Regions from separate parts of the Homo sapiens genome. Here region 1 is linked to region 2. A link is an interaction called in ENCODE POLR2A ChIA-PET data of the cell type or tissue named here. Cell type or tissue: Panc1. All regions are shown on one strand. Each heading gives the region's core, and the rest is flanking DNA. Links, peaks and the distances in the headings are about the cores only. Region 1 holds the start of DCTN3 (dynactin subunit 3). Region 2 holds the start of LOC124902145 (a long non-coding RNA gene).

Region 1 (5,371 bases), core at 247-5,246, 200 kb before region 2:
CGGCTAATTTTTGTATTTTTAGTAGAGACGGGGTTTCACCGTGTTAGCCAGGATGGTCTCGATCTCCTGACCACGTGATCCGCCCTCCTCCGCTTCCCAAAGTGTTGGGATTACAGGCTGAGTCACCGCGCCCGGCCAGGAAAAGGTCCTTTAATCACAGCAACTCCATTCCACACATGTCCACCCAGTGCTCCTATTTGCATATAGTTTGTGCCTCTTGTGACCTGGATTATTTAATAACCAACAGCCAAAAACAATCCCCCAAATTGTCTAGACATGTACCTTGATCCTTTGGGCTCTAGAGAAAAGCTTCAGCGCTTCCAGGCTGAGGCTCTGGATGGGAAGATAGATCGAATGAAGGATGAGAGATTGGTACATGAGCTTGAGTTACCTCTTTTGGTCCCAGGCCTGGGGGAGAACCAATGCAGAGATGGGTTGGTTTGGCCAGGGGAGCTGAATAACCTGTTCTTCTAGAGGAGAGTGGAATTCCAAACCCTTGTCTGGCACTGCCTGTGGGCCTGGCACTGGGACCTACACGGGAGAAATTGGCACCAGAGGAGCCCCCAGAGAAGAGAGCTGTGCTGATGGGGCCTATGGACCCACCTCGACCTTGCATGCCCCCCAGTTTCCTGCCCCGTGGCAAGGTTCCCCTGAGGGGTGAGGAGGGGCTTGTTGTGAGGGGGCTTCGGGACTGTACACTGAGGGAGGATTGACCCATCACCTGATAGGTGTTAGAGACGGGGCAGACAGATTCCTCTGTAGACAACTGTGTGAGTATAGGTGTGGGGCTGAAGTGGAATGGGGGCTGTCTACGGGGATGGAGGGGGGAAATTCTATTAATAAGTCAGAAGTCTGATTCTCCAAAATGTGATTCCTCTGCCCCCTCCTGGACAGAAGAGCGGCTGGATGGGCCTCTTAATCTGGCAGGCAGTGGCATCAGCAGTATCAACATGGCCCTAGAGATCAACGGGGTGGTCTACACTGGTATGGGTACTGCAGGCTGTCTACACTGGCATGGGGTCAGGGGTATTTAGGCTGGCATGGGGATTTTAGACTTCCTCTACTAGCATGAAGTTCAGGGATATCTAAACTTGCATGAGTAACATGGAGTTCAGGGGATTGCTAGACTGGCATGGGTTAAAGGGGGTGTCTACATGGCATGGGATCCAAGGCATGACCTCTCTGGCATGAGTACCAGGGGATGTCTGCCTTGTCTTGGGCCTATGTATCAGCATAAATATTCCTTGTTTACCTGTTTGAGGTATCTACATTAGCAATGGAGTCTCTTACTGACCCAAGGAGCTTGTCCTCATTGGTTTGTGGCAGGGGTACGTGTGTAGTGTTCTAGCAACCAGAACACTTACTTTTGTTCCCCTCTTCTGTTTCCATACCCTACCCCCTCCTGCTTGTTTTTGCCCTCTACCATCTCCTCACCCCTTTGCCAGGTGTCCTCTTTGCCCGCCGCCAGCCTGTGCCAGCTTCCCAGGGTCCAACCAACCCTGCACCCCCACCCTCCACAGGGCCCCCTTCCAGCATCTTGCCCTGAGAGGTCCTACTTGAAACTAAGAGTCCCAGCCCCATTGCTGAGGGGGGAGGAGACCCCCTGCTTTGATTCTTTCTGGCTGCCCACTCTGGGACCCAGCCCTGGGAGGGGACGACACCTCCCATGCCATGTGGACTTAAAACCAAAGTTTCTTTTGATGTTACACCTACCTCATTGTAAAGGGAGGGCACCTCCTCCCTGGCCAATTCCAGCAGCACCTACCAAAGGGTTCTTCCTCCAGTAACCCCATCATCTCCTCATGTGTTCCCTCTGTCAATGTCATCTCTAGGACCCTACCCTTTTGAGTCAGCCCTGCTTCTCTTCAGGAGCCAAGTGAAAGGTTGGGTTGGGGTACTGTGAAAGAGACATCCCTCAGGTCACATCTAGACAATAAAGCTGCGGTCCCTCCCTCTCTGATGCCTCCTTTCTTGTTTGGGTATGGGAGGTGGGGAGGAATGATGTGGAACATAGGCTGCCTTGGGCCAGGGGCTTTCAGAGGTTAAGGCAGAATAGCAAAGTTTCGTGAGAATAGAAGAGCTCCGTCTCTTGAATCAGACAGCCTGAGTTCAAGTCCTGTTTCTGTCCCTATAGTGCTGGGTGGCCTTGGGCAAGTTACTTAATCAACTGAACCTTAGAAGACTCCAAAAGTTTATGGTAACTCACGGAGCCTCCTAATGATGTATCTATGGGAATGGACCTATCCTGGAACACGTGCAAACTCAGGGAATGGCGTGGGGAAAGCTCTTTGGTACCCGAAAAGCAAAGGTTATCTTGACAACCAGGCACTGGAAGCCAGGGGAGGGATGGGACAGAGCCGTTGCCAAGGTAATCAGCTTTTGACAGCTCCGAGGAGTAACTTCCGGCACTGAAGGGCTGAATCATGGCGTCACTTCCTGCATAAAGGGCCGCTCGTGCACTCGGATTGGCTAGCCTTCTTATTTGGACTGACGTCCCGCCCTCTGGCTGTTTCCTGGCCGAGGTGGGTCGGTAGTAGCGATGGCGGGTCTGACTGACTTGCAGCGGCTACAGGCCCGAGTGGAAGAGCTGGAGCGCTGGGTGTACGGGCCGGGCGGGGCGCGCGGCTCACGGAAGGTGAGTAGTCTGGTCCGGTAGTCCCTTTCTGGAGCAGAGCAAGAGCGGTCCACTGTCCTGGCCCTCGGGATGCAACCGCTCCAGTCCTGTTCTCCGCAGCCCGGCCTTTGAAATAACAAAGGTCCGGGACCTCCCAGAGCTGATTGGACCATCGGGGTCCACTGTCATAGGGGGCTCTGCGGGTGGTTAAGCCAGCCTGAGAGTGGGCTCCGTACCTACTGTAGCTGAGACTCCGCCCTTGCCCTCGCGAGCTATAGTTGGGGAGACCTGACACGAGAAGCTGACTAATGAGAGTTTCAATAAGAGCTGAAGTCCACGATAGGAAGGCCCGTCATAGAGCCCTGCATAATTAATTGCTAAATGAATTGTGCAGGAAGAGGTCCATGGGACCCCTGGGGAGGCAGAGCAGAGGTGGATAAGGAAAACGCCAAAGGGTGAGAAGTGAGGTCTGAAAGGACCAGGATTAGGAAGGGAAGAGACTGGGTACTGGGTATTCAGATGTGGACTAGCACTGCTTTATACCAGTGACAGAATTTTGACAACTACGAAGCTCAGGTGCCCTCTCCTCCCCTTTCTACTATGGGAAGATCTTTTATTGAAGAACTTCTGATGGCGTGTCAGGCATGTCCTGGAGCTAAGTGCGTCCAAGGTAATGATGTCTGTTTGTACACTAAATGAGGAATTAGTTGTCACTAGCAGACTGTGCTCCCATTTCAGAACTAACTTCTCAAACATTCTCTTCCTTTGGGATCTATGACGCTGACCCTCCTGGTTTTCCTTCTACCTCTTACGGCTGCTTCTCAGTGTTATTTGCCTCCCCCCTGGCATTCCTCATCCTCTACCCTAAAAACTGGGTGAGTGCAGTCACTTCCTTAGTCTCCTCCTCTATTTGACCCTTTAATATTGGGATTCTTTACATTCTACCCCTAAACTTTAGGTAGGCTCACTCGCTTCCATGGTGTCAATTACTATTTACATGTCAATATGTCTCAAATGTATATCTCTGGTCCAGATTTCTGTTCTGAGAACCAGACTTTTATGTCTAGTTGTCTACTGGACTTTTCCACTTGGATATCCAATAGTCATTTCAAACTCAATCTGTATGCCCTTAACTGTACTCTTTCTCTCCCCTAACCTGATTCTCTTCTGTATTCCCTAATTCAGTGATTGCACCATCATTGGGATCCCAGTTGTTTGGACTCTTCCATCTCCCACACCAAATTTGATGTGGAGGGGATAGGGCTAGAGGTAGGCCAGCCAATCTAGAGGTCATGAAGGCTTGAATGAGGATGCTTGTGTTTCTCATGCCCAAACCCAGGACTTAGGAACCAGAAAATATATTGTGTATACTCTATATTCCATAGACTCTAAAATAGTTCGTTATCTTCCCCATCAGACTTGAAACTCCCCAAGGAGTACATGATTCTCTCTCTCCACTTTAAGGATTCCTGGAAGGTGGGGCTGCATCTCCTTTAATATTAGAGAAGGGAGGCCAACCTAGATTACTGGGATTCAGGTTTGAGAGTCTGGGAGAATGAGGGTTCTTTAACTTTTCCAAGCCTTGAGCCAGGTAGTATATCTTGGAATTAACCACCACTTCCCTTACAGGTGGCTGACGGCCTGGTCAAGGTGCAGGTGGCTTTGGGGAACATTTCCAGCAAGAGGGAGAGGGTGAAGATTCTCTACAAAAAGAGTAAGTGCTTCCATGATGTGCCTGCCTGCCCGACATCCCACCCCTCAGCTTCCTGGTACCTGGCCCTAGCCCTTCAGTTCATTAGGTCACTGGAATAGCCCTTTGGGGATAGAAAGATTATGAGGACATTTACCTACACCCAATTCAATTGGTAAATTGTGGTGTGCTTTTCTACCTTGTGGCTAAACCTCAAGCCCATGACAGTGTCCTAAGTTATGAAATAAGAGCTCTACCTGAAAGCTTCTCTTGGTGAAGGAGGGTAAAAAGGGTATGGGATTTCCCAGGCAAGGTTAAGGGGCAGGAAACAAATTAGACACTGAGATCCTGGTTATGTCAGAACTAGTAACCTGCTTAGTAACTAGAAATTAGACAAAGCTCTGGCTTGTCTCGGTGACATCTAGGAGAAAAGAGGCCTTCTACCCTTGGTGAGGATAGGTCAGTGAGAATGCTAAGGGCCCAGAGTGGTGGTGGCAATTGTGTTTTCAGCTCTGAAGCTTGATGTCAGAAGAGACTTCAAGAGAAGAGAGTGGAGAGATAGGGAAGTGGGGATAGGGAGCCTGGTGGAGCCCTGCTCATGTGGCACTGTTGGGTATCAGCTCCTCATTGAAGGCTCTCCTCAAGGCTGACCACTTGTCAAACATCCTTCATAAGGCAGAGCTCTACTGCCCAACCCTATTCCATTTTCCATCTTGCTACTTTTCTAGTTGAAGATCTGATCAAGTACCTGGATCCTGAGTACATCGACCGCATTGCCATACCTGATGCCTCTAAGCTGCAATTCATCCTAGCAGGTAATGCTGGACTACATGTGTACATGCATCTGAGGATGTGGGTCGTCGGGGAGGTTAAGCACAGAGATGGCCTCTCCATCCAGTCTTCTGGTGGATACAAGCCCTGGATGCTGCTCTCTGGAATTGTGGCCTGGTTCTGGGTTGAGGATCCTATGGATCCTCTAGTAGACATTGAGTACAGTATACCTCTGCACCAGCTGCAGGCCATGGTGCCAGCCACAGTGGGAGCTAGTCCAGTGTTCTATCAATAGT
Region 2 (5,371 bases), core at 268-5,267:
ATCCCATAGACTCTGCCAATTACTTTGCTTTCCTGCAAATCAAGGAGCCCCAAAGATTTATGAACCAGTGCAGGCCAGGCTCAGTTCCTTGAGTAATTGAAGCTTACTAAAAAGCCTTAAGTGAGATTTGGGGCCAAGATTCAGACAAGAATCCACACGTCAATCTGGCCCAGACAAATGTCAGTGTCTGCTGGCATTTCTCCTGCTTCTGCTTCCTACCAGGTGTGGGGCTCTCAAGGAGTCTCCAACCACATGTCTTGTACTGATTCCTGGGCAGTATTCTCCTCAGTGTCTATGCCTCCTCCCTTATCTTGAAGAACTGGAATCCACATTCTAGAAGGAAACTGAAAGATCCTCTGGACTGTGCTCCCTAAAGCGCTGTTAACCTTGAACAACCTTGCCATCTTCCTGTCCTCTGGGCCCTGTCTAAGGGGCACCTCAAGTAGAAAGCCCCCAGAAACCCAACCCCAAATCCCCAGCCCCGTCCAACTCCCCTGGTCTTAGAATAATTTTCCCTCTCCTATGAAAGGCCTCATCCCCAAAAGTCTGTGTTGTCTGAATCTGAATATGAAAAGGGAAGGGACTGCCTCCTCCCCACTGCCCACCACACACCTTCTTATTTTGCTGCCTAGGTCCTGCTTCTCAATTTTTTTAAAAAAAAATTGTATTAGAATATGCATAACATAAAAGTTACCATTTTAACCATCATGGGGCTTTGTTTGTTTGTTTGTTTGTTTGTTTGTTTGAGACAGAGTCTTGCTCTATCACCCAAGTTGGAGTGCAGTGGTGCAATCTTGGCTCACTGCAACCTCTGCCTCCCAGGTTCAATAGATTCTCCTACCTCAGCCTCCTGAGTAGTTGGGGTAACAGGTGTGCAACACTACACCTGGCTAATTTTTTGTGTGTGTTTTCAGTAGAGACAGGGTTTCGCTGTGTTGTCCAGGCTGGTCTCAAACTCCTGGCCTCAAGTGATCCACCCACCTCGGCCTCCCAAAGTGCTGGGATTACAGGCATGAGCCACTGCATCTGGCCAATTTTAACCATTGTAGATCTATTTTTAAAGAACTTTGTACCTTAACTCCTTTCTCCATTAAATTAGATGATCTTTCCCTAAAGAGATTGAAATGGGGGAGGCGAGGGTGATGTGGGGTTCAAAGACCTTGTAGGTCACAAGACTTGACATAGGCCAAGACCAATGTCTTAAACTGGTCCAAATGTAAGGCAGGAGCATCCTCAACATCTGGCTAAGGGGATGAGGGCCAGGAGTAGGCCAAGCCAGTCCTCCCAGAAGGAAGTAAGCCTTCTCCACTTATGATTCTGGTGTCTACCTCCTGGGTCATGAGGCTTGGCCCTTAGGCCCTTATGCACAGGCTTCCCCCAAGCCATAGCTACAGTGATTATCCCTGAGTTGAGGTATTTATCCTATCTCCCAAATGAAGAATTTTTTATGACAGGGTTTTCTGGTGAGTGGTAATAGGAATGAATAGCAGAACATCAGTCTAAGACATCAGTCTTGTCCTAACCATGAAGAAGCAGAGCAGGATTCTAAATCATCTTTTAAAACATTCTTTGGCCCCCTGTCTCTTCATTTCAAAAACAAATCCTTTTTTTTTTTTTTTACCATCTCACTACCAGCTTCATACTTTCACCATCCTTTTCTCTCCCTGTTCCTGAGTAGCTATTTCTGAAAACTAAATAATAGGTAGGGTAATAGGAGCTGCTGCCCTAGCTGGGGTAACTCCAAAGCCATTTTGGTTAATTCTCCCACCCCACATCTAAAAGCAAGGGACACACTCTGTGAGATTTGCTTTCTGGCTCCGCAATTACCGTCACGGTTCCTACAGCTGACATGCTGGCACAGGTGAGGACTGGCTAAAGCACAGTGCCCAGTTGCCAGGCAGTGCCAGTGCTCCACTTAAAGCCCTTCCCAGTCTTCAGTGTAAGAGTCTTCCCTCCTTTTGTTCTTAATTGGTGGCCTCAAGTCAGGAGTATTTTGTCTGGCAGGTGATGCCCAGAGGAAATTCTGTTCTATGAAAGAAGATTTCCCAGAGGGAACCAGGTAAATGAGGACTGGAACAGAGCTCTCATGGAAGATAATGGGTAAATGTGATGACCTGAAATTCCCTGGCACACAGTGAAAAATAAAGCATTAAAAACCAGCTATACTCTCAGTCATGACAGGAGGCATTGTAAATTGGAACAATCCTTTGGGAAAGCATTTTGGCAATATCTATCAAGAAACTTAAAAGCACTCATGTTTTTTACTGAGTAATCTACTTTATTTAGGAAATGATCCTAAATGTAAATATATGTGGATTTCAGTGTAGCATTATCTATAATAGTGAAAAGTTGCAAACAACCTGAATGTCAAAAATAAATGAATGGTTACAAAGTTACTCTACATCCTCTCTATAGGTATTATGCAGCCATTAAACTGATAGTTACAAAAACTATGTAAGAATATAAAGCTAGGGGCTGGGAATGGTGGCTCACACCTGTAATCCCAGCACTTTGGGAGGCCGAGGCAGGAGGATCACTTGAGGCCAGGAGTTCGAGACCAGCTTGGCCAACATGGCAAAATCCTGTCTCTACTAAAAATACAAAAATTAGCCAGATATGGTTGTGCATGCCTGTAATCCCAGGTACTCAGGAGGCTGAGGCAGTGAGCCGAGATCACACCACTGCACTCCAGCCTGGGCAACCAGCCTGGGCACCAGAGCGAGACTCTGACTCCAAAAAGAAGAAGAAGGAGAAGGGGAAGGGGAAAGGGAAGGGGAAGAAGGAGGAGGGAAGAGGGAAGAAGGAAGAAGGAAGAAGGAGAAGATAAAGCTAGGTGCAGTGACATGTACCTGTAATCCCAGATACACGGGAAGCTGAAGTAGTAGGATCACTTGAGTCCAGGAGTTCAAGGCTGTAGTAAGCTATGATTGTGCCTGTGAATAGCCGCTGCACTCCATCCTGAGCAACAAGAAAGACCCTGCCTCTATTTAAAAAAAAAAAAAAAAAAAAAATGGAGAGCTGATTATGTTCTGATACTAATTTTAAAAATACAGAAATAAAAAAATCATACTTTTTTTTTTTTGAGACAGAGTCTCACTTTGTTGCCCAGGCTGAAGTCCAGTGGCATGATCTTGGCTCACTGCAACCTCTACCTCCCAGGTTCAAGTAATTCTCATGCCTCAGCACCCCACCACACCCAGCTAATTTTTATATTTTTTAGTAGAGAAGGGGTTTTGCCATGTTGGCCAGGCTGGTCTCGAACTCCTGGCCTCAAGTGATCCTCCTGCTTCGGCCTCCCAAAGTGCTGGGATTACAGGCGTGAACCACAGGGCCCAGCCACAAAATATACTATGTTCTTTAAATGTTGTTCTATGCACATGTATTAGTTGCTACTCTCTGATTACAGTAACAAAATAAAAAACCCAACTGAAGCTAAGAAAGAGAACAGACTATGAAGACACTAGGGTTTCTTTCTTTTCTCTCCGCTTCCTTCCTTCCTTCCTTCCTTCGTTCCTTCCTTCCTTCCTTCCTTCCTTCCTTCCTTCCCTCCCTCCCTCCCCCTTTCTTTCTTTCTTTCTTTCTTTCTTTCTTTCTTTCTTTCTTTCTTTCTTTCTTTCTTTCTTTCTTTCTTTCTTTTCTCTTTCTTCTCAGGATCTCACTCTGTCACTCAGGCTAGAATGCAGTGGCACAATCATAGCTCACTCCAGCCTCAACCTCCTGGGCTCAGGCAATCCTCCCACTCAGCCTTCCGAGTAGCTGGGGCTACAGGTGTGTGCCACCACACCTGGCTAATTTTTTGTCTTTTTGGAGAGTCACCTTCTTGCTATCTTGCCTAGGCTGGGTTTCTTATAATGCCTAAGCACAGCATGAAGTCAAGCTTTGGATGGGTAAGGCAGGCTCTAGAACCAGAGACTGAAACCTAGGGAGCACTCTCACCATCTCTTGTGTTTACTTCTTTCTGAACATCAGCTGTATTCTTGTTTCCCTCCCCAATGGCTCTCTCTGTTACCTAATCCACAGTCTTGAACTTTACATCTCCATTTAAGTCCCACTTCCCGATTCTGGGGGAGACTAATTTGCTCTGCCTCATCCAGGCATTTATCCAATTGGGTGGAATCACATAGAACCAGCATAGTTCCTAGAGGCTCACTCCTATGACCATGAAGATGGGAACAGCACCAACTCCCAAAGAAGGAAGGGAAGCCCCAGAGTTTTGCTGCTGTAGTATACGCAAAAGACTCACATACCGTAGAACATTATCAAGTGTTTTTCTCAAGGTGGTGAAACTAAAGGTGATTTGTTAAAATTTTAGCATGTATTACTTTATAGTAGAAAAATCTATAAAACTTTTCATAGCTACAGTTGTTACTAGGCCTGGGGGCAGTAGCACCCTCCACCATTTTGGTTGTCCCAGTGACAGATACCATTAAAGATACTAAGGCTTGGCGGTGCTTACTTTTAGTAATGAATTCTATACTAGCAGCTGTTTAAGCAGTCAGAAAATCCTCAGCTACTCCCAAGACCAGTTGGAGCTCCCAAACTCTAGCCCGAGTGTGATAATCCTTCCCATTTCTTTTTGGTGAACTTGACCATACCCCAAAATGCAAATGCTCTGCAGAAGTGTGGTGTGTGGAAAGAAAGAGTGTTTTCCCAACTGGGGCATCATAGTGAGACCCCCTCTCTAAAAAAAAAAAAAAATTTAGCCAGGCATAGTGGCTATGTGTGCTTATAGACCTAGTTACTCAGGGGGCTAAGGCAGGAGGTCACTTGAGCCCAGGAGGTCAAGGTTACAGTGAGCTGTGACAGCACCACTGCACTCCAGCTTGGATGACAGAGTGAGACCCTGTCTCTAAAAAACTAAAAGAAAAAATGACAAAGAAGGAAACAAAGAAAAGAAAGAGAAAAGATGCTTTCCTCTTCTGCATTCTACTGCCAGCTCATAGTCCAGAGCTGGAGAGTGGACACTCAGTGTGTTGACTTTATTTGAAATGGGTCTTCTTTTAGAGAAAAACTTAGAAGATTTGGGAGATTTAGACTGATAAGAGAAGACTCCCTGGGCCAGCCAGGATTCTCTGCCTTCTCTCCTAAATGTAGGCTTCACAAACTTTCTCTTCAGACTTTCTGTTCTCCCCCATTTGTAAGACCCAATAACACTTGGAGAGATCCTCTCCGTTATGTTTCCCTGATTCTCTTCCAGATCTCCCACAAAGACCTTATCCCTATAAGAAGTCTTTGTCTTTCCCTGTAAGTGGGATCCCTAAGGACCTTTTTATTTTGTTTTATTTTATTTTATTTTATTTTAAGTTCTGGGATACATGTGCAGAACGTGCAGGTTTGTTACATAGGTATACATGTGCCATGGTGGTTTGCT

The links. Peaks named below come from ENCODE experiments on the same cell type or tissue, not always from the same donor. Only the 100,000 strongest peaks of a DNase experiment are listed, where the experiment ranks them.
Region 1: POLR2A ChIA-PET joins it to region 2 with 6 read pairs; 3 of 35 experiments call an interaction of 5 or more read pairs at or near these places.

The regions. Positions count from the first base shown.
Region 1 is chr9:34,617,633-34,623,003 of GRCh38, reverse strand. DCTN3 (dynactin subunit 3) reads left to right here and starts at 2,509. Exons shown (of 7, transcript NM_007234.5): 1 at 2,509-2,635; 2 at 4,244-4,328; 3 at 5,033-5,119. The coding sequence starts at 2,540. ARID3C (AT-rich interaction domain 3C) reads left to right here. Exons shown (of 8, transcript NM_001017363.4): 6 at 475-657; 7 at 895-984; 8 at 1,446-1,955. The coding sequence ends at 1,546. In Panc1, for the core only: no CTCF peak of the experiment used is centred there; a DNase peak (open chromatin) is centred at 2,411; H3K4me3 peaks cover 1,707 bases; H3K27ac peaks cover 1,370 bases.
Region 2 is chr9:34,414,449-34,419,819 of GRCh38, reverse strand. The region is part of intron 1 of FAM219A (family with sequence similarity 219 member A); the gene reads left to right. LOC124902145 (a long non-coding RNA gene) reads right to left here and starts at 2,983. Exons shown (of 3, transcript XR_007061465.1): 1 at 2,850-2,983. In Panc1, for the core only: no CTCF peak of the experiment used is centred there; no DNase peak of the experiment used is centred there.